Regions from separate parts of the Homo sapiens genome. Here region 2 is linked to region 1. A link is a loop called in an ENCODE intact Hi-C map of the cell type or tissue named here. Cell type or tissue: Calu3. All regions are shown on one strand.

Evidence for each region. A loop is a pair of places that touch in the nucleus more often than their neighbours do. Peaks named below come from ENCODE experiments on the same cell type or tissue, not always from the same donor. Only the 100,000 strongest peaks of a DNase experiment are listed, where the experiment ranks them.
Region 2: it touches region 1 in a loop (2.8-fold over the local background); 4 of 110 quality-filtered maps call a loop at or near these places.

Annotation. Positions count from the first base shown.
Region 1 is chr4:20,246,417-20,250,416 of GRCh38, forward strand. No RefSeq gene overlaps it. Among named protein-coding and RNA genes, the nearest start is that of SLIT2, 3.5 kb to the right of the region's middle. In Calu3, no CTCF peak of the experiment used is centred here; a DNase peak (open chromatin) is centred at 1,865.
Region 2 is chr4:19,774,673-19,778,672 of GRCh38, forward strand. All of the region lies in intron 2 of LOC105374511 (a long non-coding RNA gene), which reads left to right. Among named protein-coding and RNA genes, the nearest start is that of LINC02438, 320 kb to the left of the region's middle. RefSeq lists enhancers at 929-2,128, 1,465-1,634. In Calu3, no CTCF peak of the experiment used is centred here; a DNase peak (open chromatin) is centred at 1,559.

The DNA.
Region 1 (4,000 bases):
GATTTTTTTGACTATTGGCCTATGAAGCCTAAAGTGCTTACTTACTAGCTGGTTCTTGACAGAAGAAGTTTTCCACTTCTTGTACTAAGATACTAATGAGACTCTTTGTATGAGAAAATGGCTTTTTGGCCATCAGGGAGGCATTTACTTTGAACTATATTTTTCCAATAGTGGTTATGAACTGCCTCTGTTAATCAGAGTTGATTTTTATCTACAATATATAATATTTAGCTTTGGGATTTGAAAATATTTATTTTGAGTTTCTATTAGACTAGAGTACCTTTCTGTGTAATTTTAGCTTGATACTATGACCTTATAGGACGAAGGTCAACCTTTTGCAATCTAGCAGAAGAAGCCTGCAGGAGGTGTGAGAGGTTCCTTTCCTTTCCTTCCAAGTAACCCAGAAAGATTTTTCTTTTCTTCTGTGAAAATCCAGGATGCACATTATTAGACTTCGTAGAGTCAAAAGATTAGGACATTCAAAATCATTTACAACTGTATTTCCTTCTCCTCAATGGTTAAAGGAAATCGACAATTTAAAAATTTGAAACTCATAAAACTATTAAAATTTTTACCGTGTATTTTTGTTTGTGTGTTTTGATATTAATGTATTTTTAACCTGCATCGAGTATTAACTATCTTTTGCTTTACTTTTCCCACTATCATTTTTCTATTATCAGCATATTCTCTTTTGTTCTTGCTGGAGTATCTCACACATTTAATATTCAAATGTCACTTTAAACCACTGCACTCTTTCCTCCCCCAATACATCTTTGTCTTCATTTTATATAGAACAAGTCTTTGCTTGGTGTACTCAAATCATAGAATTTGAAAGGTAGGGTATTACAATGTTTGTGAAACAGAGTTTGGGATTGAATTGGAATTCTAGTGCCTACTTTGCTGCTTGCTAGCTGCATGAACTGAATGAATTCCTGTAAACCTCAATTTTCTTCACTATAAATCAAGGATAAAAATAGTATCCAAGTCAGAGGATTGCTGTGAAAATTAAAGAAGCTAAGATATATAAGGTGACCAGCCCAGTGTTTGGAACACAGACACTGCTTAATAAATATATTATTACTAATAACAGAAGGATGGATTTATGGTTCAACTGGTCTAATCCCAACAATGTATAAAGGAGGAAACTAAGGCGAGAGCTAAGCCGCATATCCAAAGCTACCCAAGCACTCCCACTTATCAGCAGATCAAGGTTTAGAACTTCTCCCTTTAATTTCACTGCATAATCAACAAGCAGTTATTCTGGCAGCGGGAAACCAACTTTACCTCTTCAAAGATTAGTTTATATTATGTGACACACATAGCACAAAACTAATTATATCTATCGCCACTCTTTTGTTCATGGGATACTGTAGGTCTGAGCAGGGCTTGATTATTGTAAGTTGATTTGTTCTTCTTGTAAAGTATCACCCTCAGCCCAGCCCTTCCCAGGACTCAATACAAGAAGTTATTGGATCATAGTAATAACTAAAGGAATATGTTATCTATTCTCATAATACAAATATAATATTTTAGAAAATTTCAGATATTAAAAGTAATAATGAAATACCCTTTATTTAATAAGCACCTAGCTCTATGCCAGGCCCTGTGCTGTTAGATTGAAAAATAATATCTTAATTTTCACAATAATCATGAGAAATAGGAATCAATGCATCCATACAAAAGTGGTATTAAACTGGAAAAAATCCCTATAAATATAACAGATTTTTTTAAAGGGTTGAGGCATATTCGGGCAGGTTGCTGATGTAATAACTAGGAAGCCCTTTCCACTTCTGAAGGCCATTTCCTTGGAAAATAAAACTAAAGTCTTATTGCCTCTGCGGAGCTGTACATCAAAATATTTTGGTGCCCCCTAGAGGTAATCAGTAATGTGCAATTGTCAACCCCCAGGAATGAGAAGCTGAAGACAATTCAGCAGCTGTTATCTATTATTCTTTGCTGCTTCATTCTCCGTACCAATGTGTCACAGATACAAACACAGAGCAGCTCTTGAGTAATGGATCTCAAATTTTAGTGAACATCAAAATCTCTTGGAGGGCTTGTGAGAACACAGCCTTCTGGCTTCTGTTCCCAGATTTTCTGATTTTGTGGGTTTGAGTTAGGGCCTGAGAAGTTGTATCTCCAACTACAGTCCTGGCGATTACGATGCTGTTGGTCCAGGGACCACATGCTGAGAACCACTCACCTAGAGAATCATCTCAAAGTCAAAGCTATGTCCAGAAGCAGGTCAGGTTTCAGTATCCTTGAAGTGCTGGTGCTGAGGACTCTAGCTCTTTACTGCTCCCTGTAGATGCCCTTAAGGAGTGTGTGCAGAGACATGACCATCTCCTGTATGAGGGTGATCATTCCTGAGGATCTATAGATTCCTTGATCCCCACGAGTTCCAGTGGATCTACAGATAAACAGTTGGGTGAAGAAGAATCAATTGAGAATTGAGGTCAGAGAACTTAGGTTCTGGTTCTAGCTCTGCCATTTAATAAGCTGCGACTTGCATGAAGACCAACATCCTCTACTGTAAGGAGTGAAATAGCAACCATCACTGTGGATGTAACTCTGTCAAATAGCTTGGAATTTAGTAGGCTTGAAACAAATTTTGGTTAAATCTTAATTTCCATTATATTAGGGTTCCATGTCTACGTTTCCAATACAAAGATATTGTGAGAAATATCAGATAATTTAAATGAAAGAAATATCAAATAATTAAAATGAACACATTGCAACAATGGAAAATAGTAACATGAAGGCAGTTAAATTCAAGGAATTAAGTTTCATGAATTTGATCAATGCAATTACTGTTACCTACCTCTGTTTAAAAAGACAGAGAACAATAATTTTTACTCTTCTTTATCTCTTTTTCGTAAATTCTCTTTTCTTCCTCCCTTTTCCCATATAACCCAACTTCACAACCTTTTTATTTCAAAAAAATGCAAAGTTTATTAGACATTTAATAACCTACACATTATTCTGATGCTTTTTATTTCTTTGCTGCATAGGTGATTGTCTACATTGTTTCCAAATTATTGTACGAACTGGATTTTTTTTTTTTTTTTGCAAGATAATAGGAGACTCGGATATTGGCTATAGTGGATTCCACTTCTGCTTAATCCAGGTCAGGATTTATGGAGACCTCATGTGGTGACAAGAGGCACCACAGAAGGCTTTCTTCAGGCTGGGTTTAACAGTGAAAGAGAAACTCAGAAATTCATATGGGAGCAAAATAATCCATAAAGAATTAAGACCTAGAAGTTAATGTTTCTGAAGCCTGCAAGGCCTTCAACAAACATCCTGCAGTAATACTAATGGAATAATACAGTAATATGTTAAAGGACAGGAGACCTGGTTGTTTATGTATGTATAAAATTCCCCTTATCAACTAAAAAGTTAATAACGCAAAAAATAGTAAGATATGCCTCTCAAGAATTAATTACAGTCTTTCTTTTTTCTGAATGAAATCCACTGAACATAGCTTCTTATTTAAATTGGCTTCAAATTTTAAAAAGATGTTTCTGTAGGCATGTTGCTATGTATGTTAGTTTCTCCTTGGTTTTACACAAAACAGAAAGTGATCAGAGATAGAATGAAACTTGAACTTATGTCTGTGAATTTCACTTATGCAACAATATCAATAATATTATTTATAAATATTTGGAATGCAGGATATGTTCTTGGAATTAAAATATGGAACAACAATTCTATGTGGTGCACAAAGTTGAACACAAACACCTCTTGTTGCTGACAAGATATTAAAGTTGTGAAATTAAATAAATTAATGTATCAGCAACCATATTTAACCACATAATTTACTGGTACACACTAAGGAAAATTCACTGAGGGTTGGGGGAGCTCCTTCCTCAATGACAGGTACTTGTTCTTTATCTCATTTTCCTTACAAGAAAATGTGACAAGGGCTTCTTTTTTCTCCTCCTCAAGGAAGTTACATAACAGACCTTTAAGCTAAAATCTAGAAGGACAAATGAGTTAA
Region 2 (4,000 bases), 470 kb before region 1:
TAAATCTTAAAAAACATTATACTGACTGATTAAAACTAGACATAAATTATGGCATGCTACATGATTCCATTTACGTAAAATTATAGAACTATCACTATAGAACTACATATGAAATACTTCATCTAGAAGTATATAGAATCATACAAAGCAGGAACAAAAAGGAATTTCAGTGGTTTCCAGGGGCCAGGGTTGGAGGGCAGGAGTAACCCCCTGGAGAATATGGGAATGTCCTGTCTCTTAGTCACTCTGTCAATTCTAAACAAATTTTAACTTTCAATTGCTGAAGTTTATTTTATGCACATTATATCTTAAGTTGATTCTAAAGTAAATAATTGGGTGAGAAAATAAAGGCCAGAGAGAGAACTCATGGACTTAGCCACACAGCAGACCAGCAGAGGGGCTGGAACAAATTCCCAACCGTCCTGCAATCCTCAGAATAAACAACAAAAACATTTTGTGGTGTTGTTGGTGGTCAAACAAACTATATTTTCAGAGGGTTCATCTCACAGGCTGGCAGTATGCAGTCTATGGTGTAGATAGTAAATGAATGCTTGGATCCCTTTTCCTACTCATCACAATTCCACTTCTACTACAACATCTTTATGTGAAAAATGGTTTATTTACAAGCCCCACTAGAACATTCACATCTTTGGTCAAAACTTCTTCGCCTTTTCCAGGTGGTTGGCCTACTTCTCTGGGATCCTGAAGTACTGGACTCATGCTGTTATTTGAGCTTTTATCACTGATACTGGAATTAGAAATGTAGAGTCTGAAGTTTGGCTGTACTACTTATTATTGTGTGACCTTGAATGAGTCATTGACACTTTGGATTTCATTTTTTTCTCTATCAAATGAAGAAAATAGGCTGGGCACGGTGGCTCATGTCTGTAATTCCAGTACTTTGGGAGGCCGAGGCAGGCAGATCATGAGGCCAGGAGATCAAGACCATCCTGGCTAACATGGTGAAACCCTGTATCTACTAAAAATACAAAAAATTAGCTGGGCATGGTGGCACACACCTGTAGTCCCAGCTACCCAGGAGGCGGAGGCAGGAGAATCACTCGAACCCGGGAGGCAGAGGTTGCAGTGAGACGAGATCGCGCCACTGCACTCCAGCCTGGGCGACAGAGTGAGATTCCGTCTCAAAAAAAGAAAAAAGAAAAGAAAATAATAACAATAATAATGATGCCACATTAGTTCTTGAGAGGTGACATTAGATATGAAAAGTGCTAGGAACAGTTCCCGGCACTTGGTAAACAGAAATCAGTACGTGTTACTTTTTTCATTTTCATCATAAGCATTGTTATTTTGGGCTGCATCTCCTCATGCCTATCTTTCCCATTATTCTAAAAGTCGCTCCTGGGACGTGAGGATGCCTTGCTCTTTCCATCCCCAGCACCTGAGCTGAAGTGGTCTGTAAGTGCATAATGAATAAGCGGGTGGGTGAGTCAGAAGCTGGGCATCTATTCACAGTTCCTTGTTACTTGATAGTGACTAATGTGAACCTAGTCACGCTGACCTTCACAAGTACTGAGGAAATATCTTTCTTCTTTTCTTTGGAAGCAGTGAAGCTTAACCTTCATTTGTTAGGCTCTCCGCCAAGAAGAAGGCACAAAAGAGTACTTTATCCAATTTATGAAGGCATAGTAAAAATAAAGGCTCCACAGAGTTCCTGAGGGCACGAGGCTCCTGCCGCTGAGGCGGTGGATAACCAACCTGGTAGATGCTCCACGACTCTACTCAATGCGTCACACCAAAGCACAGCATTAATGCAGAGAGAAACAGAGTGTGTGGATTCTGCATTCACCCTTTTCAAAGAACAGAATGAATCAGGAAAAAGCTATAGTTCATGCAGTGCCATTTTCAAAACATAGCAAATCCAGGTTAGGTTAGGAGAATAATGGATCCTAAGGGAAGTAGCAGTAAGTGATGTGTACCTGGAGGGGGAATAGTCTAAAGGAAAGTTGCTGCATTTCTCATCGTACATCCAAAGGATGTTCAAGATTTCAGTATTGCTTTGCTTGGAGGTTTATGCCTTTTCATTAATTTGTTCAATGACTTTATATTTTTTAAATATTAAAAAAACTATACCTATTGTAAAATGTGGAAAATATGTTATCAGAAATATAGATTACCCCAATTTAAAAATAAACACTTTAAATTTTGCTTTATATTCCTAAAGTTTCTGGTAAATTGATACTTATGTGGCAAGAAAAACATTAATCAAGGAATTCTCAGACTTCACATTTTCCTTTCCTGTTAAAAAGAATTCTGCCTGGGAGCACACATTTCTCTTCCATTTCTTGTGTTCAGCCTTCCAGAGAAAGTCCTTCTATCTCTAGATGAGCCCATTGGGCCTTAGGTTTTACTAATTAGGAAAAGTGGTAGGGCTAACAGAAGAAGCTTTGGTTTGGAGAAGGATAGATGTTGAAGAGAATATTCTGGAAGATGGATGTGAGAGAAAGCTGAGGAATGTGCAGAAAGAAAATGAAAGTGAAAGGGAGCTTTCAAAAAAGCATTGTTAGGTGGAATGACATATCTGTATGGTATTTGAGAAAAATATGGAAAGTATTGTCCATAAGAGTCATTGTAAATTATTTTTTGGTTGCCAGATTATGTTTTATTGACAAATAGTTTGGATTCATAACCCTTGCTGCGACAGAACTGGATCTCAGAGGTAACAACTTTTTAATGATATAAAAGAAGATATCAATGTGTATATAGAAAAAAACAGCATAAGTACAGGCACCGGTATAAATATAGATGGTATTGAGCTAGATATATATTCACTTAAGTATCAACTTCAATACAAGGAGATCTTGGATAGAATTAGAGGAGGAAATAAAAAGACAGAAAAGGAAACTTGACACCACATCATATTATTTTAAAAGACCTTTTCTCAGAGAATATAAAATAAACATGATTTTATATTAATAAATCTTTCAGCTATGATTTTTTTCATAAAATGATCAGACAGCCACACAAACCAGTTCAACTGAACAGAACTTCATTGTATTAACACACATAAGAAAATAAAAGAGGAGGCTGGGAGCGGTGGCTCACGCCTGTAATCCCAGCACTTTGGGAGTCTGAGGCGGGCAGATCAAGAGGTCAAGAGATCCAGACCATCCTGGCCAACATGGTGAAACCCTGTCTCTACTAAAAATACAAAAATAAGCTGGGTGTGGTGGTGCACACCTGTAGTCCCAGCTATTCAGGAGGCTGAGACAGGAGAATTGCTTGAACCTGGGAGGTGGAGGTTGCAGTGAGCCGAGATCACGCCACTGAACTCCAGACTGGCGACAGAGCAAGACTCTGAAAAAAAAAAAAAGAAAAAAGAAAAGAAAAGAGCAAAAACTCAACAATATATTTTTAAAGGAAGTCCAGTCCTCATTCATGGAGATTGAAAGTGGAGAGTCGTTGAGATTCTCAGCAGCTCTGGAATGTTAGCACACAGGCTCTGTGATATGGCACAAAAATACCCAGATAAGAGCTAATTATAAACCCACTGTCTTTTTTCTTTTCTTTCTTCCAATCAGCTGTGAAATCCTTCCATGTTCCTAGCTTGCATTTCTAAGAGAGGAAGAAACTGAATAATCTATAGATCTCATTGTTTTAGATGTTAACTATTACTTCAATTTGAGAACAGAGTGTCACACAAATTCATGACATGCGTAGCTGGCTAGCATGAGGATAAGTCATTGCTCTGGGCTGAGAGAACAAGGTTACAAGATAGTTGTATTATTTACATATCATACCTTTATTGCAACTGAAATTAGACAAAAGAAAGAGAAAGTTTTATTGGCTCATATAACTTGAGAGTTCATGGATAGTCAAGGTGCAGGTATGGCTAAATAAATGTGGTCAAATTATATTATTAGGAATATGTTTATCTTCATTTCCCAGTTCTGACTTTATTTGCTTTGCCATTATTCCCAATTAGGTTTTTCCCATGTAATAACAAAAATATCCATCATTTCTAAGAGTTTTTTGTTGGAGT